Linked DNA regions of Mus musculus: all the other regions are linked to region 1. The links are chromatin loops, found by intact Hi-C in ENCODE. Cell type or tissue: gastrocnemius. All regions are shown on one strand. Each heading gives the region's core, and the rest is flanking DNA. Links, peaks and the distances in the headings are about the cores only. Region 1 holds the start of Kcnj2 (potassium inwardly-rectifying channel, subfamily J, member 2). Region 2 has its middle 28 kb from the start of Gm39445. Region 3 has its middle 66 kb from the start of Gm30158. Region 4 has its middle 170 kb from the start of Kcnj2. Region 5 holds the start of Gm30009 (a long non-coding RNA gene).

Evidence for each region. A loop is a pair of places that touch in the nucleus more often than their neighbours do. Peaks named below come from ENCODE experiments on the same cell type or tissue, not always from the same donor. Only the 100,000 strongest peaks of a DNase experiment are listed, where the experiment ranks them.
Region 2: a loop joins it to region 1, with 2.6 times the contacts of the local background. A loop is called at or near these places in 8 of 42 quality-filtered maps.
Region 3: a loop joins it to region 1, with 4 times the contacts of the local background. A loop is called at or near these places in 18 of 42 quality-filtered maps.
Region 4: a loop joins it to region 1, with 3 times the contacts of the local background. A loop is called at or near these places in 2 of 42 quality-filtered maps.
Region 5: a loop joins it to region 1, with 3.0 times the contacts of the local background. A loop is called at or near these places in 18 of 42 quality-filtered maps.

What each region holds. Positions count from the first base shown.
Region 1 is chr11:111,061,172-111,067,636 of GRCm38, reverse strand. Kcnj2 (potassium inwardly-rectifying channel, subfamily J, member 2) reads right to left here and starts at 1,473. Exons shown (of 2, transcript NM_008425.4): 1 at 1,303-1,473. In gastrocnemius, for the core only: CTCF peaks have their summits at 1,495 and 2,812; DNase peaks (open chromatin) are centred at 1,213, 1,545, 2,319 and 2,803; H3K4me3 peaks cover 2,553 bases; H3K27ac peaks cover 2,272 bases.
Region 2 is chr11:110,362,133-110,368,597 of GRCm38, reverse strand. No RefSeq gene overlaps it. Among named protein-coding and RNA genes, the nearest start is that of Gm39445, 28 kb to the right of the region's middle. In gastrocnemius, for the core only: CTCF peaks have their summits at 1,489 and 3,394 (motif pointing left); a DNase peak (open chromatin) is centred at 3,391.
Region 3 is chr11:111,442,783-111,449,247 of GRCm38, reverse strand. No RefSeq gene overlaps it. Among named protein-coding and RNA genes, the nearest start is that of Gm30158, 66 kb to the left of the region's middle. In gastrocnemius, for the core only: a CTCF peak has its summit at 3,268 (motif pointing right); no DNase peak of the experiment used is centred there.
Region 4 is chr11:111,234,868-111,241,332 of GRCm38, reverse strand. No RefSeq gene overlaps it. Among named protein-coding and RNA genes, the nearest start is that of Kcnj2, 170 kb to the right of the region's middle. In gastrocnemius, for the core only: no CTCF peak of the experiment used is centred there; no DNase peak of the experiment used is centred there; H3K27ac peaks cover 982 bases.
Region 5 is chr11:110,529,379-110,535,843 of GRCm38, reverse strand. It overlaps Gm30009 (a long non-coding RNA gene), which reads left to right and starts at 2,456. Exons shown (of 2, transcript XR_389105.4): 1 at 2,456-2,753; 2 at 3,157-3,372. It overlaps Gm11682 (predicted gene 11682), which reads right to left and starts at 2,140. Exons shown (of 5, transcript NR_166811.1): 1 at 1,904-2,140; 2 at 458-608. In gastrocnemius, for the core only: no CTCF peak of the experiment used is centred there; no DNase peak of the experiment used is centred there.

The DNA.
Region 1 (6,465 bases), core at 514-5,513:
TTTGTTTGTTTAAGTAATTTCACAAAAATGCAAAACAAGATCCTTTACAGCTGTCAATCATGTAACAAAATAAATACCACAATATGAAGTGAGAGGCACAAAACAAATTGAGATGACCTTGACCCTGACTGTCACTGTTCCCACCATACTTGAAGTAACCTATTTTTCTCCTGAGCGTTGGGAAGTGAGTGTGTGTGTGTGTGTGTGTGTGTGTACTCAACTATGTAATGAAAATAAAAATAAAACCCTTAGATGTGGGTAAGAAGAGAAAGACAAGTGTAATGGTAGCTCACAGTGCACCTACAGAGCTGGTTTCCAAGAGGAAATACGACTGCCTATTAATTATTAATAGGAAAAGACAACAAATGATTAAAGGAGATATATTAATTCTCTTCTGTGCTTAACCAAAACAGGTTTTCAAGCAATGCCTTTATTTACTGCCAGGTATCTTCGGAGTTTGTGAAAATCTCTAGAATGGATAACCTCATCCAAATCTCCACTGACAGACTGAAGCAGACGGACGTGCGACTACCCATTTCCTAACTTGGTTTTTCCCTCAACTGTCATAGGAGTACTAGTTATGATGCAGTCGTTTTCCTCCCTGAATCAAGTTGCTTCGATCATTGCTTCCCTTAAACCACACTGTCTTCAAATGAGGAATTTACACCATTATTACTAAGAATAGCAAAGTACTTAGGGGAGACCGACATCGGATGGGAAAGTTTTGCGGTCTTGAAGCTAAAATCCAACTCTGGCTGCTACTTTTTTCCTTTTTTTCTCAGCAAAGGAACTTTGAGACTTGAGAAGCTCACTCTGGAATTTTGTGCTGTATCTGTAGCAAGGACTCCCCCTCCCCAAACACCAAGGATCTAGATTAAGTGCTAAGTCTCTTGGTCCGATCAAGCCCCAGTCTCCTTCTCTTCCTCCCTCTCACCCGCAATAAGAGGAAGAATCCACGCCAGGCTCGCGCTTGACTCTAAACCCAATATCTCCCTACAGCTGGTGCATTGGAAGTTATGAGCACAAACAGATGCTGCAGAGAAATCTGTTTCTATTGCTCAACTCTTCCAAGCGTGTCTCAGTATTTTTAGCTCTGAGGATGTTCTGGTGCGCACACAAACTATATAGGCAATGAGCCGGGACTCCAAAGCTTGCGGGAGGAAAGCATTAACAGCAGCCTGACAACTGGGCACCTCCGGAGCAGCCGGAGCTGTAGGGTAGAGGACTGTGGAGCAAGTTCATTGCCCTGGACACACACAGACAACCCAGAAGAGAACAGGAAGAAAACACAGAAGCCCTTACCTGTTGCTGGTACAGGATCATGGGGACATGGAGTGGAAGTGGGGATTACAGAAGCATGTAAGATCCAGTGGTTTTTGTGAAAGAGAATGAGCCGAAGCAAGTGAGAATTCCCAAGACACTGCTTGCCGGTGCTGGGAAGGCTGCGCGCTGGCCAGGGCTCCAGTGCGCTCTGCGATAGCCTGGAGGCGGTCCTTGTGATAACCGGCCTTGTTGGCTCCGCCCTCTGCCCACTGTTGGCCAATCGGAGCGCACGTGGCTGCGCTTCCCCCGCCCCGGGAACCGCCATCAGGAGGAGGAGGAGGAGGATCTCTACACCCGCGGACCCTGGCTCTGCCAGCCTCGGAACCTGCTGTGGCTTCCTCTACCTCCTCCAGCTGCCTAGCCTGGTCTGAGAGTCCAGCTCTGGGCTGAGGAGGAGGAAGTCGCGGCCCAGAGGGTACAGCAACAGGTGGGAAGCTCAGCCTCCATGCGGCTGCCTAATTGCAGCCTGGCCTTGGGCAAAGCTTCCTACTGGGTTCTGTGAGACCCACACTTCCCGGTTTCTTTCCACAGTGGAGGCCGGCTGTACGTGTTCCTGTATAAGGGCCCGAGAGGTGTCAGTGCCTGGGAAAGACGTCTACAGCAGGGAGGGAATAAATAACCACTGGGGTGCGTCTCCCTCCAGCCCTTTTCCAGCCTGTAGACTGTGGAAACCCACAGAGCACTCAACTGCAGCTTGCGGATAATCCTTAAATTAAACCTGGAAAGGGTCCCGGGACCCGCACTCAATACCCTGCAAAATTTAGATGTGCTAGCGATTGCTTGTCTGACTGGGCCGTTTCTCCTCGCAAATGATGGTGAATTACTTACAAAAAAAAAAAAAAGAAAAAAAATGCGCCTAGACTTCTCTGGGATGTGTGGGGGAAGGGAGGGAGCCGCTGGTTCCTTTCGCCTTGTCCGCCCTCGCCCTCGATCTTTCTCTCCACCACCGCCCGGCAAGCTCTGCTCATGTAAAACCAGAACAATTAGAGAGTAATGAATTCTCTGGAACAGCAACTCCTACAGACTCTCAGCTCTGCCCTCGCTCCAGCGCCTCCCCGTCCTCCTTCCCAGCAACCAGGCAAGAGTACTGCAGACCTTCAAAAACCAGCCTCGGTTAGCACCTGCATCCTGACAATTTATAAATGAATTCTCCACTGAGTGTGTAAAGCAGGTGCATGTTATCTCTGAGTACATTGGTATCGTAGCGAAGCTTTGCTTTTAAAATGACATGATGCGTTTAGGAGTCTTTTATCTTCCACGGAGTTTTGCAGTCCGGTTTAATGAATATGCTTCAAGCACCCCAAAGCATCTGCCTACCTTTAACTTAAGCCCGTAAAGACTGCCTTGAGTCACCAAACAACCTCTACAAAATATTTCGCGTTCTAGGTGGTAGGAGCAGGGCACACTTTTATGTGTACGAGTGTTGAAAGGAGCCGTTCTGAGCTGCTGAGTGGATACCCACCTCCTAGTCCCACATCCGCACTTGGCCCCTAGGAGGTGCTGGTGAAATGTGCATAGATTTTCATTTTACCTTAAGAAGCCTGCCTCTTTTCCTAGCATGAGCAATACACTTAAGAGGGTGCAGAATGGATCATGAAAGCCCTGGGACTCTTTTGATATCCAAATGGCATTTCATTTGCTGAGGCTGAATCCCCATCAAGCCCCAATACTGAGGGTTGCCATTTAAGCCCTTGTATAATGGGATATTTTTTCCCACAAGGAAAGTCTTCTTTATCATATATTAAGTCATATATTATTTATAAATAGCTTGGGTTAAATCTGCAAAGATGACTATATTAGAACCCAGGTTGTAGCCTGAAGCGAAATGAATCCAGAGACGGAAAACGTTAACTCTTCCTTGACCAAGGCATAGAAAAGGAGTTAACAGCTCATTGATTTTTTTTTCTTCCTTTCTTTCTTCTGTGTTGTGACTCACTGCCTAAGTAGATGGTGAAGAGTTTTCCAAACTATAGGAACACCCCCACCCCTGCCCCCACAGGTTAGGATCTCTGTTAGAAATAGCCCAGCTACCCAGAGAAAGGAAGTATTTTCTAGTTTACAGTTGTTTTACTTAAATAGTTCACTCTTAGTAAAATGAATAAGCACCAGGCCAAGACAGCTTCATAGAGCGGGAAGATCATTAAAGAAATGAACACAATATCCTATGGTTTTGTTTGGTTGTGTAAGTTTTGCTGTAGAGGTAGATAAAGTAATAACTCTAGTCTTTCTGTTTACCACAGACTTTACTCTTAGCCCTCTCCTTGTGACAGGCCACAAGGCAGGTATCTTGAAGGAAAAAGTTCAGGAAAATTAGATTTTTACAGCAGCTTTCCAGTCTGAATAGAAGATTTCCCTTCATTGTTAGTTAAACAAACATGAAGGATTTTAATTTTGACTAAAACATTTTCAGCATTTGATAGATAGACTTGCCTAGCTTCCCTGCATTTAAAAAAAGAAAAAGAACGTAACATTTTAATTAATAAATGGCTTTTCACTTTCTTCCCTATTTGGAAATCTCTACTCTGCCAAAGCATCAGGGTTTGGGTAAAAATATGCACTTACTGGAGCAGTGAGGGAAACAGATTTCTCTAGTCAGTCTACCTTTGTTAGCTGATTTAGGATTTATTTATTACAAACACACACACACAGAGAGAGAGAGAGAGAGAGAGAGAGAGAGAGAGAGACAGACAGAGACAGAGACAGAGACAGAGAGAGACAGAGAGACAGAGACAGAGAGACAGAGATTAGTTTTGAATATTGTGGCAGTTGATTGTTGGGATCCATCTGTGGATTAAATTTTTCCAAGGAAATGACAATTACACTCTTACTGATTCCATCCACGGCAACCATCTATAATATTAGCTCCAATATTAGTCAGACTCTGGATGAGACGAGCTGATTGTGTATGGCCATGTGATACAGAGAGTGACTGTCTCACTAGGAGCATAAGTCTTTCCTTCACTCTTACCTGAAGAGACAGAAAGACATGCAGATAGATGCCCACTGTCCATATGTGTTCAAACTCATACAGCAGTCATGAGAATATCAGCAACAACTTCTAGCATTTTCACATATTCCATATTAAGAACCAATAAATTACTATAATAATAATGATGATAATAATAATTAATAATAATAATAATAATATAAATGATAGACTATTAGTTTGAGTTGCAATAGACAAAGCAACCTAAAGTGGCACTTCAAAAGATTATATAGACTCCTTATTGGAAACCTCCTTTGTCTTTGAAAATTAATCATTATTACTTATCATTATGATCATATTTATTCTTTATATTGATCTTTATTGATAGACTTTTAAGATACCTACTCAGCACCTAGTCAAAGAAACAATACTCCTTTTCCCCTTCAATTTTTTTAGATGTCAAACAACAAACAAACAAACAAACACAGTGTTGGAAATGATCCAACACTGGGGGAAAAGAAGCCCATAAGAAAAAATGTTTGTCACATATTGGTATTGAGGATGCTAAGAAAGATGCATATGAACAATGGTAAACTTGTCACCGGTATTAGTCAGGGTTCTCTAGAGTCACAGAACTTATGGATAGTCTCTATATAGTAAAGGAGTTTATTGATGACTTACAGTCTGCAGTCCAACTCCCAACAATGGCCAGTAGTAGCTGTGAATGGAAGTCCAAGGATCTAGCAGTTGCTCAGTCCCACATGGCAAGCAGGTAAAAGAGGGAGAGAGACTCCCTTCTTCCAATGTCCTTATATAATAAGGACATTGGTCTCCAGGAGAAGGTGTAGCCCAGATTAAAGGTGTGTGCCACCACACCTTAATCCTAGATGATCTTGAACTCCCTGTCTTAATCTTCTGGAATCCATAGCCACTATGCCTCAAGATCTCCATACCAAGATCCAGGTCAGAAACTTCTATCTCCCAGCCTCCAGATTAGGGTCCCAGGTGAGCCTTCCAATTCTGGATTGTAGTTCATTCCAGATATAGTCACGTTGACAACCAGGAATAGCCACTACATCGCCTGATTGTGTTAACACCCCCATCTTCAAGTGCCCATGATGCCCACTCCCTCAATGTTGATGAGATTGCAAATTTAATTATGAATTTTGAGTATTACATCCTCACTAAGTGCCTCTGTCTACTCAAAGGAATTGAAAGAGCGAATTTACTCCATAAGCCTTGTCTGCGCAGCTTCATGGCAGAGATGCTTCTCCATGTCTCACACACCCGGAAACACAACATCTTGTGTCATGGCTTTTTTATAAGACTGAAACCTGGTTGGTTGAAGAATATTTTCTCACAACTGTATAGCTCTTTGACTGTCTCACTGACACTCCAAACCTACCTCTCATACAGTTCATTTTGTTCCACTTATGCTACTGAAAACATTTCCCATATGCTTGTTTACACCCACCCATAGGTGGGCTTCCAAAATGCGTTATTGCCTCATTTTATCTCGATAGTCCAGTCACGTGGCACATAGCCAAGTACGTGAATTGCGAGTCTCCTCAAAAGTCAGTTCTCTGATGAAACGAGTCAGAAAAATAGAAACTCTTTTTGTTTTTAAACAAACAAACAAATGGCTTGTATGGTGGCACAGGGTTATAGTTTCAACTGGAGATGTCCTCCACAGCTCATACACAGAAGGTGTTGTCCTTAGGTAGTGGTAGGGAAATCTTTAGAAGGTGGGACTTCATTGTCATGGATCAGGTCGTCTTTACCTAGCTGGCCTCCCATCTCTTTGCCTCTGTTTCTTTCCACCACGAGATAAGTAGACTATGGCACAGGTTCTTGGTGCTATTATGTCCCATGTCACCCTGAATCCAGAATCCCTGGAAGCAAGCACTATGGAAGGAGATCATGAGCAAAATTCATGCCAAATACCCTGCTGCAAAGGATCACAAGAGCACACATAATGTGGTTATATAATAATTACTATGTGCTATCTAATTTTTACCTGCAATGTATTGGGACATCATTTCCCTACATTAAATGGCTGGACTAAATGTATGTCACACTTTTTTTTTTAAAGACCTCACTTCATCGAAGAAAACCTTCACTTGACAATATTTTCCTTGTGACTGTGTGTTGCGAATATCTCAGGCTGGCGCTGTGCTATGTCTAATTTCTTGATTCTAATCTCCACTAGGCTGAGA
Region 2 (6,465 bases), core at 495-5,494, 700 kb after region 1:
TATTCCTCTGCCTTAAAGATACATTATCAAGGAAATTCAATTATAGATGTGAAAGCTGGTTTTGTATAACTAAGGGTGTGCTTGCCATTTAATCCAACAGAGTGCTACAAAACTTCAATTAAAAGTTCAATCATGGGCGAGGCTCAGGGGCACGAGCCTTTAATCCCAGCACTCATGCAATAGAGGCAAGCAGGTCTCCCTGAGATCAAAGCCAGCCTGGCTAACATAGTGAATTCCAAGCCCCATAGGTCTACATAGTGAAACCCTGTCTCAAAAAACAAAACAAAACAAAACAAAACAAAAAAAGTGCCATCATGTTCCCATCTGACTCCTATGTAACAAATTTGTGTTAAGAGGAAAGTTATTTTTTTCTCACTTAAGCTGCTGCTACAGGGCACCCGGCAACATGTAAATATTTTACGATGTTGGGCAGTCCTAGAGACTTACTGCGGTGCTTATTCAGTTTTATATTCTGAATATGACAAAGAAAATAGGCAAAGGACCCTGGGCCAAACAGCTGAAGTAGCTCCATTCAAACTTATACCACTGATGCCCCTTGTTCGATTTGAGAAATGCCCAATGTGATTTGGGGAAGGCAGTTCTTCTTTGATTATGGTCAGTCAACTAGAGTATTGGAGAAAGGTCGCTTAACTCTTCACTTGATCTCAGTCCAAAGGCCCGGGAGCGATGGCTCTCCAAAATGACCCAAAGGCTAGGGCACACCTGATCAACAGGGAAAACGATGTCGCAATCGTCGTTTGGAACAGAGCGTGCCTAGCTTTGGGATAATGTTTGCTTGGCTTGAAATAATCCTTTGTGCTAACAAGGGCACAGACTTTTCCAACATTCGGTGATTGTCTTTCCAGGTAGATCTTGCACTGGGGAGAAAGAAAATGTGGGAGGATCGTATCTTCTGCGCATGCCCATTCTTGAAAAGCTGCTTTTAAACCGTCCTTGAGTTCTTGAGGGCTTTTCTTGACAGACAACACACGCACCTGGTTATCTGAAGAAGTGACAGCTAGCTAGGGCCAAACCATAGCCTGTCATCTGTCATTTAAACGGCACCCAGTAAACCAAGGCAAAGTGGGCATTGGGTTATATTACAGAGTCTTAATCTTTAATATCAAAATTCCATAAGCTGGTTGGCTTACATTCCAAGCATCTACCTCGCTTTTTAAAGGCAGGAACGTGGTTTGGGCTCTGAGATTTTATTTTATTTTGTGAGTGTATGTGTGTGGGTGTCAGCGAAGCCATAAGAAGGCTTCAAGATCTCCTGGAACTAGAGTTACAGATAGTTGTGAATTATACAGTGCAGGTGCTGGAAACCAAGTCCAGATTCACTGCAAGAGCAGAAAATACTTTTATCTATCGAGCCATCTCTCCAGCCCCTATTTAAAGTCTGATTTTTAAAATTATAATGATGGTGATGATGGTGGTGATGATGATGACGTGTGGGTGTGTGCATACATGAATGCAGTACCCAGAGAGGCCAAAAGGGGGCGTGTGATCCTTTGGACTTGGAGCTACATAAAGATGCTTATAAAATTCCAGATGTGGATCTTAGGGGTCAAGCTCTGCTACTCTGCAAGAACAGTATGCCCTACTTGTCTGCTGGGCTATTTTTCCAGCTCCTACATTTTTAATGTTTTTTTCCCCCCTCTGTATCATTAGAATTGTGTCTGCCTTTCTGCTACCTCTTTAGCATCTAGTACAGTGTGGCTAAGTATGCAGTAGGTAGTAAGCAAATATTTTGTTGAATAAATGAATGAATCAAATTAAACTGAAGGAATTCAAGATGCCTCTGGCAAACCTTACATACTCTATCTTAGTTATAACAGTGCGGAAACGGTACAGCCCAGTTTGAAGCCACGATACGCTGGGATATATTGGCTCAGCTACAGAATAGTCACATTTACTAGGTTCTAGATTTAATAACTAAGAAGTATGGAATGTTCTGTGGGGCTACGTTGGCCCCACTCTGAGAGCTGCTATGAAGGTTATATCTTTTAAAGATGCTCACTAGCGGCGGGCCCCTGAGCATTGCCACGTCTCGCACTAAGGGCCCCAGCGGAGCCCATTGTAAGCAAATGTGGCTAAATGATGGGCTTCGTTAAACCACCCAGACCAGGCAGTCATTTCAAGACAAGCTATCTTTGGGTGGGGGGCGGTGAGAGGGTGGGAGAAGAGCAAAATCTTATTTAGTGGGGACAATATCCCTCCCATTCCGTGTGTTCAACACACCCGGAGACTTTTACCCATTCTCCAACTCAGTAGCCGCCCTCGGCCATGTGACTTGTCATAGGACAGCTTAGCTGGCAGAGGGTCCATACCTATGGTCCGTAGGACTTTCTCGACTTGAACTTGGGCATGCAGCACTGACAGGTCCCATCATTCAGATCGGAATGAAGCTGGCTGTTGTAGGTGTCCTAGTTTCTGAGACTGACCACGGATGATCGATAGCATAGTTTATATCATTTGTTTCCCTTACGGGGTGGGGGTGGGAGTGGGGATCCTCCATAGGTCTGGGTTGCTTCTAGATTCAGTCCATGGGATGGATGATGGTAAGGCTTTTATCAGAAAGAAGGGGGCCAGGCTTCTCACTTGGGGGGGTCTTCCTTCTGCTGAAGAAATACTGGGCAGTGTCCTCCTTGCCGACTCCTCCTGGAAGAGCGGAGATGACTCTGTGCACACTCATTGTCATGTGTAGCAGGGGTGTGCCACACGTGGCAGGGCAGGTGTCTTGATGCAGGGCATCTTGACATAATCTCTTATTCTGACTGGAAGGTGGCAAAGCGCTGCTCTAAGGATGTCCCAGGATAGCCCTGGTGTGGCGGCTGAGACCTCTTCCTTTTCTTTTCTTTTCTTTTCTTTTCTTTTCTTTTCTTTTCTTTTCTTTTCTTTTCTTTTCTTTCCTTTCCTTTCCTTTCCTTTCCTTTCCTTTTCTTTTCTTTTCTTTTCTTTTCTTTCCTTTCCTTTCCTTTCCTTTCCTTCTCTTCTCTTCTCTTCTCTTCTCTTCTCTTCTCTTTTTCTTTTTCTTTTTCTTTTTTTCTTTTTTTCTTTTTTTCTTTTTTTGGTTTTTAGAGACAGGGTTTCTCTGTATAGCCCTGGCTGTCCTGGAACTCACTCTGTAGAGCAGGCTGGCCTCAAACTCAGAAATCCGCCTGCCTCTGTCTCTCAAGTGGTGGGATTAAAGGCGTGCGCCACCACTGCCCGGCAAAATATCATTTTTATAAAAATTATTTCAAAATATATGGCTGGAGATATGGCTTAGCAGTTGAAAGCAGTTATATTGTGCTAATGGGTTTGGCTTTTAAAGCTGGGTTTGGTTTTCAATATCCACAAGGAGGTTCACAACTACCTTGAACCCCAGTTTCAGAGGCTCTGGCACCCTCTTCTGGCCTCCATGGGCATTACACACATATATATGTGCTGCACATAAACAGGCAGGTAAAACATAAAGATAAGTAAATAGTTTTTATTGTTGAAACAAATATCTGATGTTGTAAACTGTTTTCCCTTTTCTCTTATTTTGTTTCTTTTTTATAATCTGTTTTCTTATATAGACATGATATGAAATTATAGTCTAGCACACAAAAAGTGACAGAATTGAGTTAGCAGGGAATGTTATATATTTATAGAGGAAATGTGGGCATGTATTTACACAAAACAAATGTTTTCAGATATAGCTATGTGGCTGTCTTGTTATTTGTGGGAATGAAAAAGAAGTCAATCGGTAGATTTCTCTAAAGGTTTTGTATTTGTCATAGGGAATTAATGTATGCACGTATTAGGATAAGCTAGCATTCATTTAATGGAGTATCATATATGTACATATATTTCTATGTCATATGTATAATGCATTAAGCTAAAATGCTGTACTGTAATCTAAAGTGTGTAATATATGTGTGTGTTTTAAAAAGTAGGTTGAGTTAGCCCTTCTGTTATGTTTTAATTTAATTTTCCCTTTAATTTTATATTATGTGTATGAGTGTTTTGCCTGCCTGTATAAGATCTGTGCCTGGTGCCCTCAGAGGCCAAAAGAGAGCATTGGATCTCCTGGGCCAGGAGTTACAGACAGTTGTGAGCCACCAAGTGAGTTCTGGGAATCTTGGTTAAGAGTAACCAGTACTCTTAACTGTGGAGCCATCTTTCTAGCCTGTATTATGTTGGTTTTGTTTGTTTGGCTTGGTTTTTAAGATGTGTTTTTTTTTTTTTTCCGAGACAGGGTTTCTCTGTGTAGCCTGGCTGACCTAGAACTCACTCTGTAGATCAGGCTGGCCTCGAACTCAGAAATCGACCTGCCTCTGCCTCCCAAGTGCTGGGATTGAAGGCGTGCGCCACCACGTCCGGCAAGATGTGTTTTTAATTGTAATTATGTATATACATGGGTGGTGGTGGTAGGGTGAGTGCACACATCAGAAGAGGGCATAAGACCCTCTGAAGTTGGAGTGGTGATCCATCCAACTTAAGCTCGGGAAAGAAAACTCAGGTCTTCTGGCAAACAGTCTGTGCTCTTAACCACTGAGAAATCTCTTCAGCCCTCCCTCTGTCTTAGTCAGGGCTTCTAGTGTTGTGACAAAACACTATGACCAAAAATCAAGTTGGGGAGAAAAATGATTTATTTGGCTTATGCTTCGATATTGCTCTGCATCATTGAAGGAATTAAAACAGGGCAAGAACCTAGAGGCAGGAGCTGATGCAGAGGCCATGGAGAGATCCTGCTTCCTGGCTTGCTCATCACTGCAGCCTACTTTTTTATAGAGCCAAGAACTACCAGCCCAGGGAACCGCACCACAATGGGCTGGGCCCTTCCCCTATCAATCACTAATTAAGAAAAATCCTTCCAGCTGCATCTTATGGCAGTCTTTTTCTCAACTGAGGTTCCCTTCTTTAGATGACTCTAGCTTGTATGGCAAGTTGGCATAAGCCTAGCCAGCACAGCCTCTATTATGGCTTCAGATTATTGGTAATATAATCACTAGTTTGCAGAGTAATACTCTGAAAAGACATCCTGTCATCGGAGGGTAGGCAGTTTCCGGGAAGGCGATAATTTATGTATGGGACATAATGACTTTGAAACCTTAAAACAATTAGGCAGCTTCTGGAGGTTCCCGGGGAAAGATTGTTTGCCTGGCATATGAAAGACTCTAGAGCTAATCTCCAGCTCCACAAAATAAACAAACCAACAAACAAAACACCAGAAAGGAAGTAGGAAGCAAACACGGGGACGTATTGCCTTTGGAAGATGTTTGAGGGTATTAACAGTTACAGATTTGTCAACCCTCTTTATTGAGGGCATGGCTGAGACCATGCAAATAAGCGAAATAATGAAGTTAGCATGAACAGAAATAAATACATTACAAAACTGTATTGCCATCCTAACTACACACAGACATTACTAATTCGTTCCTGAGATCACAGTGCTGATCAATGTTTTTTTAAAATATTTTTTATTACATATTTTCCTCAATTACATTTCCAATGCTATCCCAAAAGTCACCCATACCCTTCCCCCCACTTCCCTACCCACCCATTCCCATTTTTTTGGCCCTGGCGTTCCCCTGTACTGGGGCATATACAGTTTGCGTGTCCAATGGGCCTCTCTTTCCAGTGATGGCCGACTAGGCCATCTTTTGATACATATGCAGCTAGAGTCAAGAGCTCTGGGGTACTGGTTAGTTCATAATGTTGTTCCACCTATAGGGTTGCAGATCCCTTTAGCTCCTTGGGTACTTTCTCTAGCTCCTCCATTGGGAGCCCTGTGATCCATCCAATAGCTGACTGTGAGCATCCACATCTGTGTTTGCTAGGCCCCGGCATAGACTCACAAGAGACAGCTACATCTGGGTCCTTTCGATAAAATCTTGCTAGTGTATGCAATGGTGTCAGCGTTTGGAAGCTGATTATGGGGTGCCCTGGATATGGCAGTCTCTAGATGGTCCATCCTTTCGTCACAGCTCCAAACTTTGTCTCTGTAACTCCTTCCATGGGTGTTTTGTTCCCAATTCTAAGGAGGGGCATAGTGTCCACACTTCAGTCTTCATTTTTCTTGAGTTTCATGTGTTTAGCAAATTGTATCTTATATCTTGGGTATCCTAGGTTTTGGGCTAATATCCACTTATCAGTGAGTACATATTGTGTGAGTTCCTTTGTGAATGTGTTACCTCACTCAGGATGATGCCCTCCAAACTACCAAAGAGGCCATCTCCACAGCATGTTCTCATGAAAGTTCACTACTACAGCACATGAAGTGTTTTGGTAAGGACTGAGAAACCAAATCAGCAGGTGGGTAAAAAAAAAAAAATGCTTGCCTTGTAAACGGAAGGACCTGAGTTCAATCCCCAGCACCTACATAAAAATGCCATGCATGGTGATGTGAACTTGTTAATGCAGCAATGGGGAGGGAGGGGCTACAGGAGGATCCCAGGGGCTTGACAGCCAGTTAATGAGCTTCAGGCCAATGAG
Region 3 (6,465 bases), core at 754-5,753, 380 kb before region 1:
GCTCACAGCCACTCATAACTCTAATTCCAGGCTATTTGATGCCCAGTTCCTGACTCACCAGGGAGCAGGCATACAAATGGTATGCACATGCATGCAGACAAAATTCTGTGGATGTAAACACAGTAGTTATAATAAATTAGCTTGAGTGTGTGTATCAGTGCTCATGTATAATACAACTGATGTTGAAAAATAGATACCAGGACAGATGGATACTCAGCAAAACAACAAAGGAATTAACATGATTTGCCTCTTCATACAACATGTCATTGAGAATAACATAGAAAGGACTTATTAATAATTTTATGTACTTGTACATAAAATGAGATGGGGAAAGGAGAAGATAATTTTTGATTACTTAGGAAAATGAAATCAGACTTGGCAAGGGTCTGAAACTTTTCAATCAAAATTTGATGCTTAAAGTGCTAACAATTATATACAAGCCTGGTGAGTCTTTTGTATTATTTCTTTGAGAAATTTATTCCCTGTACTACAAGCAAAGAGTTCAATTAGAAATTATTTATTCTAACTTGAGTATCTGTCAGGGCCTATGTTGAGTTAAATGTGAAAAAGAATACCAAATATATCTATCTTCAACTAAACCCAGTGTATCTCTAAGTGTTTCTCCTTCCCTCCTCTTTCTTGTCATTTCTCTAACCTCTCCCAAGTTTGCACCTTTCATCCATTTTTTGCCCCCTTTCCTTCATTTATTCTTCCTTTGTGATACAGAAATATGAGTGCCCAGGAAAATACATATTGGAATATGAGGAATTGAAGATACTTCATGGTGATTGTTTTCGTTTGATTCTTTCTTTGTTGATTTTATTTTTGAGAATTTCATGTATGGGTACCATATGGCTACTCAGTAATGTGTAAGAGTCTCCCCAGGGATAGCACAGACCATGAACACCCAACATGGACCTTGGGCATCACCGCAGCCTGTAGCATGGATCATGGATACCAGCATGGTCTCCAGGAGTAGCACAGACCATGGAGGGCTTTTGCATAGGCCCAGTCCAGGAAATGAACCATCTTCCATCTTGGACATCACTCTATTGCTCAAAGCCAGGGCAATTGTGCAGCTGCACTGGCAGCACATTCAGGGGCAAACCATGCTCCAGTGTATATATGGACAACACAAATTAGTCAATGTGTTCATTTCTCCTCCTCCTCTTCCTCCTCTTCCTCCTCCTCCTCCTCCTCCTCCTCCTCCTCTTCCTTCTTCACTTTCAGGGAGGGTACAAAGGTAAGATAGTGGAGCTGAGAGGACTGGGAAGTGAATGTTATTGGTGTGCATTATGTAAAATTTCCAAATAGTTGATAAAAAAGTAAATAAAATACCACATGCGCATGCACACAACACACACACACACACACACACACACACACACACACACACACACACACACACACGAGTTTCCAACGTGACACTGGTTTTGAGATACTGAAGGGGTTATGGAGAGAAGCTGAGGCTTGGCGTCATGAGAGTCCATTGGTGAAGGAGAAGCCTCCGATGCAGTGGAAACCCTAGGATTGAAGGGGTCATGGAGAGAAGTTGAAGCTTGGCAAAATGTGCCAATTTTGGTGTTCCTAAAGAGTAGCCAGAAGATTATTGGTATAGGTAAAATTTGTGAATACTCCAGCATATTGAAAATGCCAAGTCTATGGAATGACTGTGAAGGATAGCAGCAGCTATGATGTAGAGATAGCCCAGGCCTATCCAATGAGCTATGTGTGCCATGAATTGCCGGGCTTGAGAGGGGTGCTGCCAAAGCCTGTTGGAGCCCAGAAGATTCAGAGTGAATAGTAAATGTCGGATGTTGAGCTTCAGGGTTTGGTCCACACTGTTGAAGCTTGGTTTCATATGTGGCCTGTTTTTTTTTTTTTCCTTTTTGAAATACAAAATATATAATCTAAGTTTTATTTTATGGGTTAAATAAAATAAATAGTTAGGTGACTTTGGGGCCTTCCAGAAACTGGATGTATTAAATATATTTAAGTATTTATATATTTTTATAAATATATTTAAATATATATGTATATTACATAGTCTGAATGAACTTTTAAAGAGTGTGAGACTTTTAAAACTACTGTTTTATATTGTGCTGTTGATATTAATATGTGATCATGGTGATAAACTACAAAAAAAGCAAGTTTATAGTTTAATAGCAATATACCAGTCTGCCAAGTTAACGAGAAGTCAAACGTCTTAATCAGATATTTGTTAACATGATATATGATGGAGCTAACTAAGTATAGGAACTTCAATTGCAACAATACCTCCATCAGATTGGCTGTAGGCGAATCTGTAGGGTATTTTCTTAATCAGTAATTGGTATGGGAGGACCCAGCTCACTGTGGGTGATGTCACTTCTGGGCAGGTAGTCCTGGGTGGTATAAGAAAAGCAGATGAATCCATGGGGAGCATGTCAGTAAAAAGCACGCCTCCATGCTCTCTGCCTCAGTTCCTACCTCTAGGTTCTTGCCTTGACTTCTTCCCAATGCTTTCCTCTGTGATGGGCTGTAAACTGTAAGATCAAGTTAATCCCCAGGCCCCACAGTTGCTTTCACTCAACGTCTAATCACAGCAATAGAAAGAAAGCTAAGATAGTACCATAGGAAACATGTGTTGTTTTCATGCACAGTTGAATCAGAGGTTAACCGTGTGCAACCTAAAACCTAGCTAAGACCTTCAATGAAGTGTCTCTTTGTTCCTGCATTCTTCTTTGCAGGTGGGTGTCATTCACCAACTGGCACTTGACATAATTTAATGATAGCTTCGCATGATAATGGCTAGTCTCCTTTTCTGTCTCCCAGACACAACAAAATGCAAAGCAGACAAGTCGGTTAGGGCCTGGCCAGGTATCATTCAGTGCACTACTGTATAACCACCCCTTTGCAGTCTTTGCATGGTTCAGACATTCTCTCCAAAATTCCCCTTCAAGTCACAGCAAGCTTTTCAAGCAAAATACTGAGAGAGAATGTAACACTGCGCAGTCCTCTTCAGTCAAGCCAGAATGTCTGGGATCTCTGAATATTATGTTTACAAAAGCAGCGTGGGCAACTTCCTGGCCCTGGTGGAGAAAACTTGCAGACAGTTGACTTCCCAGAAGTCTGCAAACGGACAAAATGCTTTTATTTCTTATTCAAAGGCTGTAGCTTTTAATTAAAGGTTACACCAACTGGGACCCCAGTATTTGAGTATTTGTTATGCTGTGATTTCTCCATCCAGTGCGTTGCTTAACTTTTTAATGTAATAACCACCAGAGGGCGAAAGAGATCACATTTCAAAGGACTTAAAGGCCTGTTTCAGCCAGTAACCCAATCAATGATGGTAAATAGTCCCACTGGATGGAAAACCCAAGGCTGAGCACACAGCCTGTCTGCATCAGCTTCCATGCTAAACACAGCATGTTAAACGTGTTTAAGGCAGATTTATGTATAAAATCTAAGCAATCAATTTCAGCAAACTAATTCCCAAAGTACAAAATATTCAATAAGGTCTCCCCTGGCCATACTGCTTTAGATGCGACATCTAAGTGGAGAGATGTTACATACCTACATACGCAAGCATATTCTTTTGCTTTGCATGGGCCAGACTTCCACACCTTATCTTTATTAACAACACCTTCTTTCATTCTGAAATCACCTGGATACCCCATCTATATTCACAGATTATCTATGCTTTAGGTACACAGAGAGGACTCTGAAGGAACTATACTCAATATTTTCCTTTAGTTATCTTTCATTGGACAGCCTGATTCATAGCTAGACATACCCTACATAGCCACATCACTAGACATCACAGAGACTTCTCAATATGCTCAGTACCATCCTACCCCACCCACACACCTAATTCTAGTGACCTAACACATTCAACCATGGAAAGGCATTAAGTTGTACCTTGTCCTTGACAAAGAAGAATAAGATATAAGTCTTTGGAGGAGAAGGGTTCAGAGGTAGAAATTATCAAGGAAGTGATTTCACCGCCCTAGGCAAGGCAGGCTTTTCTTCTACCTTTGGCATAAAACTAAAGAGAAAAATTTCTTCCTTCAAAGGGGCATTTTAACAACTGAAGTGTTCCAGGAAGCCAGGATCCCATTGTTAGGGTAAGCTTTCCAATGACACGTCTGTTTAGGTAATGTCCAGGCTGCATTTTCATCCTCTGGAGATATCAGAATTGGAGTAAGTATTTTTAGCACTTGAGAGAGGAAGGAGAACGTGTTTGGGTCTGAGTTTGGTTTCACCATTTAGTTCGGAGTTGCATAACCAAGGAAAATTGCTCAACATCTTTAATCCTCCGGTTTCTGGGGGCTAGAGAAGTGGCTCAGTGCTTTTAAAACATTTGCTGATCTTGCAAGGGACCTGAGTTCAGTTCCTAGCACCTTCATTGAAAGGCTTACAAATGCCTTAAAAGTTCTCCTGAACATCTTCCTTCCAAGTCTATCACATACACTATCACTTTGGTTTCTAAGGGAAACATCAACTCTTCAGTTGTTAAAATTTCTCATCCAGTGTGAATAAACAACAAAAACCAACAGCGAGTAGGTAAATAGATAGCTGCCTTTGTCCAAGAACACATAGACAGACACAGACATACGAGCAAACACACAGACAGACAGACAGACATGCGCACAGACACACAGACACACTTTACAGTATACAGTGGCTATATTCGAGTGACTTGATTTTTGTCTGGTTTCCATTTAACTCCTGAGGGGGGAAAATGTCAACTCCACAGATGTCTTCAGACAGAAGATTTTAGAGCCCAGAGGACTGTGAAGTTTCACCTTATCATATATAGCACCTGGACCTACAGAGATTTTGCAAGAGACATTACTGTAATCCAGAAAGATCAAAGGCAAATGAGTCATTTGGACAGTCCAGTTTCAGATGGAGACTTCAGAATAACATTCAAAGATAAGCCATACAAATTTAAACCCCTGGGGATTGTTTATTTATTTGTGTGTTATTGTTATTTATTTGTGTGTGGGGAGGGGCACACATGTACATGGTGGCACGCATTCATGTAAAAGCTAGAGGTCAAGGTCAGATGTCTCTGTCACTCTTCACATTATGTTATGAGGCAAGACCTCTTGCTGAACTTGACCAGCTTGGCTGTCCAGTGAGCCCCTGAGGTTGTCCTGGCTCTGCCTGCCCATCAGTGAGGTTACATACAACACTTGTTGTTTCTCCTGGCTTTTCACATGGAGCTGGATATTCAAACTCAGCTCCCCATTCTTACACGCCAAGTACTACCCTGACACAGTGCCTCACACCAGTCATTTTTTCAAAAAGGAAAATAAAAGTTAATTTTCATTGTTTCTTCTTCTTTAACATGCATCCTTTACATCCTTGTCTGTAGGTGGATGGTAACCATCCACAAGATTTAGGCTCTTTTAAATCCCAGAATGTTTGCTTATGCTCCATGCTTAGATTGTACATTGGATGACAAAACTGTTTCCTTCTGTTGGATATGTTTCAAGAACTGGACAGAGCAATTTTGCTTACTTTCAGTTAGCTAGGACTAATTACAGCCCTGTATCCAACTAGGAGGAAACTATTCTTTGTCTTTAAGAAAGAGGAGGTGCTAGTGGTGGAAGCCCATGTTCCCTAGAATTGTGAGATCTGATATTTGGTCTATGAATGAGCTAATTTCTCTTCAGTGTTACACAATGTTGAGTAGGAAAGTTAAACTTAGTGTTTGTATCATTGCCCTTTAATGTTTGAGTTAGCATGTGCTGCTAACTTCAGATAGAGGATATTTACCAGGTGGTAATGATCCTTGAAATATAATTCCTTTTGCTTAAAATACCGAAAGTAAATAACACAGAAAGCACAGTGAAAAGGGATAAACTACAAATACACACACACACACACACACACACACACACACACACACGACACTACTTAAGGGGCACAATGACCAGGACGTGTGCCCTATTTGTGATAATGTGACAGAGGAGAGGTAAGAGAGGAGGGTGGTCAAGATTAACATATGGAGGAAGCCAATTAACATAAAGCCGCTCCCCATAAGAGTTATATTTAAGGAAGCTAGACATAAGTATAGGAGGAGGTGGGTGCTATTAAAATGACTAATAAAAACTCTCACTCTCATGGCCAAATGCCTTTTGAGGTCCTAAACTTACCTAGCTCTCTCTAGCCTGTTTCCATTCTCTCTCTCTTTCTCTCTCTCTTTCTCTCTCTCTCTCTGTCTCTCTCTCTCTCTCACCTCTCTCATTGTCTCCGATCTGATTTCTTTGCCCAGAACACATTCTGCCAAACTGTAGACTTTATTTGGATGCAGAGAAAATGATTTGGTTACTAAGAAGGGGCAGGAAGTTCAAATGGAGAAAATGACAGGACCAGAAGCACAGATGTGAAGCAATGGACACAGAGCTCTGCTCCTGCATTGGACCAGGTAGCAGTGAATGTCCTGTGCAGGGACAGAGACTTCCATTCTCCAAC
Region 4 (6,465 bases), core at 996-5,995, 170 kb before region 1:
TTACATTTCAAGATTTACTTCACTCGTGGGAGACAGGAGAGTAGAACCCAGAGGCACATGCGTTCTCCACACTTTGTACACAGTCCAGGTATGACCAGAGAGAGATGCAAACTATTTTTTCCCATCCTTGATTTTAGGAAATGCCACCAGGATCTCATTATGATCTGAAGGTGACCTAATAAAGGACTGTGTTCTCTGCCTGACTTGTTACATAGCTGCAACCTCTCTTGTATGACTAAAGACTGTGAAGCTCTGAAAGGGCCAAGCAATCAGCAATATATAGTGTCTTCCCTGGGCTGTGTTCTGACCTCTTAAGTGTGATGTAATAATAATAATAATAATAATAATAATAATAATAATAATAATAATAATAATAAATATATAAAAACTTCATCATCACTATGTTAAAATAATTATTGATCCCTGAATCTGGATATATTTACCATCCATGAAACAATACCTACCTGGCATGTATAAAAATATTAAGCTTTTTCTCCAGACAGAAAAGTATCTGGAACTGGCCAGTTGTTTGAAGTTTACACAAAAGTCATGAGAAGAGAGAGAGAGAGAGAGCTAAGCATTCGATTGTCTTTCTCCCTTCCCCTTCACTTCTTTGTAAATCTTTTCCCAGTTAATGAACTTCCTAGAAAAGGAGCGAGAGAAACATGGTTTGTTGCTCCAGAACTCCACTTGGCACACTCTCCTCAAAAAGCAGGTCATATGTCTCAAATGGTTTTCTGCTACCATGGCAGCTGACCTCGTATTCTTGCTGTGATATGAACCAGCACACACCTAGAGCTGTTAGATTTGCATTTTAATCTTTGCTTCTTTGTTCTCACATCTAATTGATGGACTCATAAAAATTTTAAATGACAGTCGTTTATTGCATGGGCAGAGCAATGACTCGGGAGAGACACATGAATCAGAGGAACAGCCAGGCGAGAGTTTGTCTTCAATTTTATAAGTATTTTTTAAAAGGAGTTCAAAAGATTTCTGCACACCTTATCTCATGCCAGAGTCTGAGATATTTCATCAATTAGTTCACAGACTTAATTTTAGCCTGATAAAGTATGTGATCATTTAATTTTAAAATATTTTTTACAGACCTATCAGAAAACTAATATTCACCCATCTTCATCTAGTAAGGAAAATACATCTGGATAAGAATATGCATGGTTGCCCTCGCCATGGCTATTTGGGCATCATGTAGGAAAAAAAAAAGTCTTAGAATGTTGGCTTAGTGGATAAAGTAGTTACCACCACCCAAGGATAAAAGACAGAGTTCAGAGTCCACGTAAAATCTGATCAGTCATGGCAAATGGTCTGTAATCTCAGTACATAGTAGGCAGTGACATGAGATCCCTGGAGCCAGCTGCCAAGATGAACTCTCTGGAATTAGTGAACTTTGTATTCAGTGATAGATCCAGCCTTGATAAATAACGACTGTTCAACAAAGACATCCAATATCAACCTTACACATAGTCATGATAGTGCAGGGACACACTGCACACAGAAAACACACCTGGAAGCACAGATGAACAAGCCTGTGCACTTACACACACACATGAGAAACATAAGAAAGAAGAGAATTTTTCCATTCTCAACTTACAGAGTTAGAAGCATGCTATTCCCTAAATCCTGTACCAAAGTAGACTGGGCTATACTCTAATGTCCATGAGATGGACCAAATGAAAACTGAAGGTATTAAACTAGAATGATAAACACCATATCATCCAAATTTTAGGGTACAAGTCAAGTGGGCGGCCATTATTACAAACAACTCACTTGCTTTTAAACTCACTTGACACATTTAAATGGACACGACTGACATTCTTATTGAAATCAGTATCCAAACAGACTCAGGAACTTCATATGACATGGCCTGGAGCTGTCCCTAGATTTTTGACTACCTACAGTCACTATCCACCTACATAAAGAAACTTAATTTTATGCCAGAGTCTTTGTTAGTGTATCTTTGGCAATTACACAGAGATATTTTCAAAAGCATTATGATCATTGAGGGCACAGCCTAATACTGGCTGTGCTGCCTTGTAAGGGCATTTGAAACTGGCCTGAGAGAAGCAAGCAGAAGTGACTTGATCAGCCTTGAATTTCATGATGACATTCGTAGCTGAAAGCAGCTTCACTGCCCTTTTCATGCTGGGAAGCAATTTGAAATAAATATTCTCTGAGAACTTGAACACATGTATATTGTTCCATCACACTTCCAGATATTTTTCAGAGACTTGACTATATCAATTCTTATTTATTTTGTATGATTGTTGATTATGCTACTATTTTTGTGCCTGTCCAGTTCATGTGAAATATTTCTCTTTGAAATGCCTTACTTTTAAAACAACAAAAGGTAAGAAAAAGTGTCACTGTTCCTATACATAGATTATATCTATTCATAGCTATATCTATATTATCTATCTACTATATATATATATATGGAAGGGAAAGAGGAAACTATAATTGTATTATAGTCTCAAGAAATAATAAAATATTTCTCAATGGATTAAAGTAATTTATTTCAAAGCACAGGGTATAACATATTTAGCTACTAAGAAAAATTGTTTTTCCATAAAAGCTAGCTAAAATCACATTGCACATAAATTATACTTGAAACATGCTTATACCTAGTCCCCAATAGATATGGAAACAGAATGACACTAAGAGTGACTGGGGTGGCTTTTCCTGGTTGTTAACTTGACTACAAATGGGATTAATTTAAACCCAAGCAACTGATTACAACTTTGAGAAATTTTTCTTAATTGGATCATTTGTAGTAGGAAGTCCCACCCTAAATCTGGTTTTCACTCTCTGGGGGCAGCCAATATGCAGTAATAAGAGAAAAGCCTTTAGCTGTTCGCCTGCTTATCTTCCCTCTTCTTGACAAGCTTATTCCTCCACTAAAGGCTACTTCCTCATGATTCCAATGTGTACTGAGGACCAGCTGATACATCCAGCCTCGTGGACTGAACAACTACTACATTCTTGGGCTTTCCATTGGGAGACATCCATTGTTGGACTCTCTGGACCACAATCTGTAAGTCACAGTAATAAATCTCCTTTACATATTCATTCTATCAATTCTGTTCCATTAGGGAATCGTGACTAATGTAGTAAATCTCAATATTACTCTTTTAGCAACAGATGAACTCCTTTTATTCAGAAGCACACAGAGATGTAACCTATTCAGCCCATTTCATACACACATGTTGTTGATAGTCTTGTGTAGCTCCAAGCTCTATTAGATGACCACACACCCATTGCCATGTTGTAAGAGGATCATGGTGAACGGTATGGCTAAGTCTGAGCTGGAATGAGTAGGATCATCATCGTAGTCAGTTTTATAGGAATATGAAATTCTCAACGGATAGATAAAAATACTTTTTGTTTGTTTGTTTGTTTGTTTTTCAAGACAGGGTTTCTCTGTGTATCCCTGGCTGTCCTGGAACTCACTCTGTAGACCAGGCTGGCCTTGAACTCAGAAATCCGCCTGCCTCTGCCTCCCAAGTGCTGGGATTAAAGGCGTGCGCCACCACTGCCCAGTATAAAAATACATTTTAAAAACACCATTAAAAACAGTTCTCTTCTGTTACACATGTTCTAGAAACATGAAATAGAGAATACCTGTTTGCTATTTTGAAAATAACATCCCAAGTTTCCAAATGAAGGTGCAAGAGCTGCTCTGAGGTTTATTACCTGCATTCCTCAATAAAACGGTCTTCATAAGTACAAGATCTGGTCAAAGAGATTTCCTATTTCCAGTGCCTCCTGATGCACAATTGCATTAGAAAAACATTTCCTAATTCTTAGACAATCAAAGTAAGATTGTATAATGTCACCCTGACTCTACCTATCTTGTTCTCTGGGTTCCCATAGCCCATTTAAAGAGATAATTGTAATGCTCAACCATGCCACACCTTGTTATGAAGCCTTCTTTAACACTAACTAGGTATGAACAGGATGTTAGAAGACACTCGCATGCCTTTAACCACACTTCTACTTGACCCATGCCACAGATGTCACCCTCTGAGTTCCATATCCATAAAGTACATATTCCTACATAACATAGATATTTCCTGTATTCCCCATTCTTTGGTATACATGGAATGAATACAAAAGGTGATTCAAGAAAGAATTTGCTATTCACTTAAAGGATGTTTTGATGTTTCGAAGCCATTTAGCGTCACACACACACACACACACACACACACACACACACACACACACACACAAGTGTAAAACCCCTTAGTTATTTTTAAGAATTGTATACTAGGATGTGTAGAAGAGATTCTCCTGGGTTTTATATTGATATCACTATCTCCTAGGTTGAAAGAAAATACAGCAGTTGGCAATGGTGAAAAGGCCATGAGTTTAGTGCCAAGGTCAGTGGCAAGTCTGATTTAGTCATCTGGCACAATGTTACTACTGCTGCTCCTTACAGATCAAACTACCCATTAGCTGGAAATGTCTATTCTCTTCCAGGAACCATCTGTACCCAGAAATATCTTCTTCTCTAGTTTTCTGTGGTTTCTTTTAGTGTTACAGATACCAGTGCTGTGCTATAATTTACTTTTATTAGGGTCAAAGACATACACTGCGCATCTTCAAATATTTTATATTACACATTTCATTTCATTAACATTTTAGATTTTAAACTTTGGTGCTCAAAAGATGTCTCAGAAGTTTAGAACACTTGTTGTTCTTGAAGGAGATGTGGGTTTGATTTCCAGCTCCCACATGGTAGTTCACAACCATCTGTAACTCAAGTCCCAGGGAATATGACTTCCTCTTCTTCTTCTTAAGGCACCAAACATGCACATGCAGTAATCCGTACACAATGACAAAATGCTCATATATTAAATAGACAAGTAATGAACTTTGGGATAAAAGTGAAAACTTCTTAGACACCGAGTTTGAATAGGAGCTTCACAAAGTATTCTTGATATATATTTTTTAATTTATACAAGGATTAAATACTAGTCAAAATTTTATAAAGTATAAAAGGATCAAAACCAACTTATAATGGGTAAGATTAAAACATAATCCCCAAAGATATATTTGATCCAAGGAATCTTTGAGTGCACCACACAGCATAGGAAAGGGGACTCTGCAGGTGCAATCAAATAGAGGATTTTGAAAGTTGAAATTACCTTGGACTAGAATGAACCCAACATCACTCCAAGAGTCCACATAAGAAAGGCAAAAACAGAGACTATAAATGGGATAAGAGAGGTTGGCTGAGAATCACTGAAGGTAAAGGAGTCCACATAAGGAAGACTAAAAACAGACACTGTAAATGGGCTAAGAGAGTTTGGCTGAGAATCATTGAAGGTAAAGAAAAGGTGGCAAGTTGAGGAATGTAGCTAGATCCATAAGCTGGACTAAGGAGGGACATAGACAACAGATCCTCCCCCTTTCTGACAGTTTAGAAAAAATAGCCTTTGTATATACTCCAATTATAGTTCAAAATTCCATTCCTTTCACCAAACTTCTAAACAGTAAGATAGGTTGAATTGATTTAAGCCTTGGATTTTATGGTGTTTTATGACATAAATAATAGAGCTGAATACTTATTGTATTGAGTTTTCTTTTTTTTTCTGCTTTCTTTGTGTTATGATTATTTTCATATCATTGTTTTTTTGTAGTTTAGCTAACCAAGAGATAAGAAAGCACATAAAGAAAATTCGTGGGGTAATACTTGTTGATGTCTTTCACTTTCGGTTTTTATTTTATGAAATAAAACACATCTGTTAGAAATATCTTTAAAAAATTATAGGGATCATAACACAAGATTCATAACCAGTGATTACATGAAACAAAGACTTCTCCAAGTAAGTCATCTCCACTATTAACTTCTAGAATATTGGACACTTGTATAAGAACATGCACAGGCTGTTGGCTACTAATTCTCCTGCTGAGCGCCTTTGAAAATACTGTGAGGCAAGAGGGAGTAGGCTACACATAGTTTCCTTTGAGATGAATGGGCCCCTAAATTTTAATTCCTTGGGAGAAGTGGCTTAGTGGGAAAATCTTGTTCAATTGTGCTAGATAGAGTCCACTTAAGCAGACTTTAAAAATCTGAAATATAATCATCTTTACCACAAAGGGCATTCAATATGTCAAGACACTTCATTACTGAAGGACTAGAAGGTTTGAAGAGCAGCAGGCATGCAGATGTTAAATGCTTATACCCAAGCACTGCAAATGTCCTCATGTCAGCAATCTCTTCCAAGAACACTTATTTGTTTGCTTGGCCTATGCTGCATTGGGAAAATAAATAAAAGTCATGGATGCCTCTTTGAGAGAGTTCTGTTTTTTTTAATTACGTATTTTCCTCAATTACATTTCCAATATTATCCCAAAAGTCCCCCACACCCCCCCCCCACTCCCCTACCCACCCATTCCCATTTTTTGGCCCTGGCGTTCCCCTGTACTGGGGCATATAAAGTTTGC
Region 5 (6,465 bases), core at 593-5,592, 530 kb after region 1:
AAAGCTGCTGTAAAAGGGCATGCACAAAGCTGAGGACCTGCAAGAGGGCCTGCGGAAAGCTGAGGACCAGCAAAGTGATTCTTTGGATAATGAATTTGAATATTCATTGTTGTTTGACGTGAAGACAGTCCTCCTTATTCATAGGTCGGGGAAAATGGTGCATACAACTATTCCACTGTATTTATAATTGCTGGCAACGCTGCCTACGGATGCGCTACGCTCGCAGTAAGAGATTTCAATATAAGGACAGCTTACGAATGACAATTTTACAATCTGACGTGGAAGGAGCTGTGTGAAAAACAAGATCTAGAGGCAGCTATCCATCTCCTATGAATTCAGTCATTTCTTTCATCAAAACATGATCCGCTGAGTGGCTGGGGGTGTGGGGGGACGCTTTGCCAAAGGGGCTGAATTGCTAGCAAAGGGAGAGATTATCAACCATCTATGTGCAACAGACCTGGACCTTGGAAATATAACGAGAAGAGCCGAAGCACAGGAAATCAGGCAGTTGTTTCTGGAGCCTCGAGAAAAGGTCACATAAACCGCCATTTCGCCGTGGAATTTTTGCTGACATAGGAAAGTTAATGCAGAGCCCGTTATGTTTGCCCCTGTGAAGAAAGTGGAAATTCATGTTACAGTATTATATATCATAAAATATTTCCATCTGCTTCTGAACTTTCCATAGGAGAATGCCCAACCTCCTTTTATGGATTGCTATAGAGTAAATGGAGAGTGTGTGTGGAGCTTTGCCCATCCACAGTTTCCCACCGCTCCCTGCCTTCCAACTCCTCCCTCCCCCCCCCATACACACACACACACACACTCCTATGAACATTTGGCATCGTTTAACTCTGAATGAGCCGGCTACACACATGCAAAAGATATTAACTTTACATTTCCACTAACTTCCTCTGACCATGAGAGATGTTTGTTAACTAACTGCCAGACCATCTGAGACTGCAAAACTGTCTCCCCTAATTCCCCAGGACAAGACTGTGTCCTTAGCAGACTGAGCCCCACCTCCAACCACCACTGCCTCACTCTCCAGACTTCCAGTCAGATGCTGGACAATTTAGATACATTATGACAGTCACTGAAACATGTTAAAAGAACTGAACCGGTGCAGATGTTCCCACACACATTTATATGTGGGGGAAACTCCAGTGAATGCCGGTAACTATGGTGGGATAGATCAAACCCTATATATAATGTTTCTTCCTGCACCCATATACCGATAGTAGGCTTATGTTATAAATTAAATTTACAAAGAATTAACTAGTTATCATTAACTAACACTAAAAGCATTACATTACAGCAATATACTGTAATAAAAATTAAATGAATGTGGTCACATTCTCTTAAAATATAATACAATTCTACAGTAACTCTTTTCTTGTGCTGAGGTCTATCCGAGGAGGTAGAGTCAGGTGGACGGCTTATAATGCCCACGTGACATCAGGCTACTTCGAAAGGTGCAGGCACTGAGCTGAGCTGATAACTCAGGCAACTATTAAATGACTCCAAGTGAATACACACCACAGACGCACACTGAATAAACTTCCAACTTGTGGATCCAATGGGATGGAAAACTGGAGATTTATAATGCTACTTTGAAGAATAGCTTGGGGGAGAGGGGGCTTAAGTTTATTTCTTTTCTCTTCTGCAAGCTTCTGTGTAATGTTTTTAGGCCATCATGGATGGTGAGCAACTGGAGCCACCAAAGAGACTACACAGGTAAGGGGGAACTACCATATTTTATTCTGCTATAAGATATGCTTGCATTTCTGAATGATGGTGGGTCGGTATTTGACATAGTCCTTAAAGAATAAAGCCCTCTCCTGTAGTCACTGGGCCTGATTCTTTCATCTGCTACTGGAATGGTGGGGAGTTCCCTTGTACCAACCTTAAGTCCCAAAGGACAAAGCTACCATTGCCCCCATCGCATTTCTTCACAGGTTCCTGAAGGTGACAAACATATGACCAGGGATCTTTTCTTCCCAAGCTTCTTGGTCTTCACTTTCCATGTGGTCATTGTCTGATTCTGTCTGCCCAGCTCAGCAACAAAACCAATCCCTTTCTCTCTGTGTCTCTACACGTGTAGAGCGATCTCGCGTGCGTGCGCGAGTGCGCACAAGCTTCCTCCCTCCCTCCCTCCCTCCCTCCCTCCCTCCCTCCCTCCCTCCCTCCCTCCCTCCCGCATGTGGATCAGTGCCATGCCTGCATAGCTCATGTCTACATGCCTGCAGTCAAGCTTCCTAACACAATGATCATGGACACACCCTCTGTAAGCAAGCCCCCAGTTAAAAGCTTTCTTTCCTAAATTGCATGGTTATAGTGTTTCTCCACAGTAATAAAACAGTAACTAAGACACCAACATTTTTTTTTACCACAAATAATACCAAGTATGCACAGGTACAGACAGGTCACTGGAACTGCCTGCTCCTCCCCCCTGCTCTCTCATTGGTCCACCGTCCACGATTATCTCTCATTGGTCCACCGTCCACGATTATCTCTCATTCGTCCACCGTCCACGATTATCTCTCATTGGTCCACCGTCCACGTCCTATTCAGACTCCCTTTGCTGAGCTCTGGTCAAGACCAAGCCTCTATTCTTTCTGACCCTAATTGAGTGAAACAAGATGCCACTCCAAAGCCTGCCCAGACCTGAACTCCAGGGGATCTTCCCCGTGCTCCCTAGAATGCACCTGTTCATCACGTGACACTCAGAACCCCGTGCCAGTACAGTTTTAGTGGTGAGTACAGACCAGACCATCCAAGAATCTGCAGGATGATATACACTGCAATCACCCAAAGTACCAGAACTCAGTGATCCACTTAAAACATCAGTTTCTGGAGCTGGAGAGATGGCTCAGCAGTTAAGAGCACTGACTGCTCTTCCAGAGGTCCTGAGTTCAAATCCCAGCAACCACATGATGGCTCACAGCCATCTGTAATGGGATTCAGTGCTCTCTTCTGGTGTGTCTGAAGACAGCTACAGTGTAGTCATATATACATAAAATAAATACATAAATGTTATTTTTAAAAAAGATATTTTCCAGGTCAAGAAGTCAGAGAAGAATACAGGCAGGGTTGCAATGTAAATACAAAAGAGAATAAGCCCCTTCTGTCTGACTCCCCCCACCCCTTTTTTTTTAGCTGCGTAAACCTGGGTCATGGAGCTGTGAGGTCTCTCCACCCAACCCAAGGGTGTCAGCAGAGGTGCATGCCTCGTTACATGTAAGAGGATTATATGAGTCATTCTTAAGTTGTTCTAATGTCTAATGGCATTAATAGCAATATCATTCCTGATATTTCCTTTTGAAGAGAAATGATATTTTCTTAATACATCAAAATGTTATGGAGCAAGAATAACATGAACACTGTATGCGTGGCTTTATATCGGCAGCAATGAGTAACATGAGAACCACCTCTATATGCTAGACAGTATTCAATTCTATGTGCACGTGCACACAAGTGTGGGGGGGGAGAGAGGAGGAGAGGGGGAGGGGGAGGGAGAGGGAGAGGGAGAGGGAGAGGGAGAGGGAGAGGGAGAGGGAGAGGGAGAGGGAGAGGGAGAGGGAGAGGGAGAGGGAGAGGGAGAGGGAGAGGGAGAGATTGTGCAGGTTCTTGTATATGTCTAGGCAGGTGCAAGTGAAGTTTAGAAGTTAACCTTAGGGTCATTTCTAGAGAGCCAGCTATCTTTGCTGTACTTGGTGATGGGGCAACTCTCATTTGTCCATGGCCTGCCAAGTAGGCTAAGACTAACAAGCCAAGAAGCCTCAAGGACCTGCTGCCTTTGACTCCAGTTCTGAGATTACATACATAATAGCACTTCCCACCACATCCAACTTTTGTCCTAGCTCCTAGCTTCCCTCTTATCTTTACTATCCGCATTTCACCTCCCCAGCACAGTTCGGTGTTCTACTTGTTCAAGTTGAAATAAGCCGAGACTCAGAAGGAATAGAAAATGTATCCACGACCCCAGAGACAAATAGGGAGTAGAGTTGAAGGCACCAAACAACCTCTGTTTCATTTGGACAATGTCATGGTTTGTATAGTCTTGGACCAGGGAGTGACACCATTTGGAGGTGTGGCCTTGTTGGAATAGGTGCGACCTGATTGGAGTAGGTATGTCACTGTGGGTGTGGGCTTAAAATCCTCACCCTAGTTGCCTGGAAGTCAGTCTTCCACTAGCAGCCTTTGGATGAAGATGTAGAACTCTCAGCTCTGCCTGCGCCATGCCTGCCTGGTTACTGCCATGCTCCCACCTTGATGATAATGGACTGGACCTCTGAACCTGTAATCCAGCCCTAATTAAATGTTGTTTTTTATAAGACTTGCTTTGGTCATGTGTCTGTTCACAGTGGTAAAACCCTAACTAAGACAGACATATACTCAGAAGAACAACAGGAATATGGCTTTTTAAATCTCAAGTCCTCGTGGCTTAGTTTCTCTAGTATTTGACAAATTAGAAGGATTTTTCGTTTAAAATTATCTTGAGTGCTAGAGAGATGGCTCAGCTGTTAGGGATGCTATTGCTCTTGCAGATGAGCCACAGCTGGATCCCATTACCTACACCGAGTGGATCACAACCACCGATAACTCTAGTTCCCGGTTCCTGAGGGTCAATACCTTCTTCTGTCCTCCTGGGGCACTACAATACACTTAAAGCGTACTGAAAGATCGTCCTGGTTTCTGCAGCCTAGCCTGGTTAAAAGTTATGTCATCTGCTCTTTATTCTCCTTGTGTAGCATACTCCAATCCCAACACACCAAATGAAAATATTTGCACATGCGCAGTAAGTTTGATGTTTTGCAGTGGCCACATCTTCAACTCTTAAAATGGTGTACACAGAAGGGAAATGTTGGCTTTGCCATTCACATAAGTGAGAGAGAGAAAATTTGTGATCTAATACCCAACTGAAAACTAGAAACACTGTGGCTCTAAGATAAGGTTCAATTGTACACTCGTACACAGTCAGCCAACCAAAAGGCAAGCGTTGCTGTGATACAATGGGCTGGATGGTCTGAAATGAAATGCCTTCATCTCTGAAGCTGTTAACTGTACTTTCTTTATGTGCATTTTTATCTAATTATATCTGCTGGAAAAAGCATTCAGGTGACCAAAAGACAATATTTAGATAAACACATCGCGGTATGGAGTATTTATACTTATGGACATATAATCTGATACTCACAAGCCCTCTAAATAGCTAGTATTATTATCCTGATGCCCGATGGTATCATAACCCAATCTAGCAAATCCCTTTTGGTACAGACTCATGCTGAGTTCTGTTGCCCAAGAGAACCCTGACTAATGCTGCATGTGTCTGAGATCACGCTGCTCGTAGCTCCAGGAGACAGAGTTTTGCCCATCCTCCATGGCTCCGAAGCAGGACCTGCTGCTTTGTGGTGTCCATGCCGATGCCCTCTCCGCTTATTTCATCTGCTTTCACTGTTTTGAAATAATTATCCATCTTGTGTTAGCATTACCAAGCTATATCTCAGCTGACATTATCCCATAATGGTGTGCAAAGAATCATGGGTATTTTGTGTTCAAGCACAGATAAGCCAAAAAATAACATTCACAGGCTCATTTTGTCTGTTTTTGCAAATATTTTTATTAATTCTTTGAGAAATTCATACCATTTCTTTCGAGCATACCCCACCCTCATTCCCTCTTCTCTGGATCCTCCCATTTCTTGCCATGCCAACTTTGAGATTACTATTTTTTTTTCTTCTTTCTCCACCAAGTACAGGTTTTGTTACCCAGCTAGTTTGGGGCCTGCTGTAGTGTGTAGTGAGCCAGCCAGGCTCACAACATGGAAGGAAGCATCTTCCAGTAGCTATCAAATGCTGACAGCTCCTTGGTAGTGGGAGAGGGGTGCCTGACCACCTTCTCTGATCTCTGCTGGAGGTTGCCAAGACCTTATGCGTACTGCTGCAAGTGTCTGGAGCTCATGGTGCCAGAAAACACTGTTTCCTTAACATTACCAGCCACCACCTTTATTCTCACAAAAGTTACCTACATCATAGGGGATCCGTGTTCCTTTTCAGTTGCAAACTGATGTCACTATTTGCCCTTGAGTTTGGCTGGACCCAGACCTAATCTATGCTGCTTTCTGGGTTGCTTTAGGGAGCTCTAGAGTCTGGCAAGTCTCTCTTTTATGTTCATCTCTGGCAGATGTCTCACTGGATTCATCAAAGGAGTCCTAAAAGCCACTCAGTCAGCTCATCATCCAAAGGCCACTATCTGCCCAGTGAGACTGATTTGGTCGCTTTATGGTGGAAGTAGTGAGCTGGCAAGCGTGTTTTTTTGTTTGTTTGTTTTGGTTTGGTTTTTTGTTTTTTTTTTCTAAAGCACAGGGTGTTACCAGCTTGACATCCCTAGCTGCCCATGGGGGGGGGGGGGTACAAGGCAGGGGGAGCAAAAAAGATACCTCACTCCTGATAAACATCTGTACAG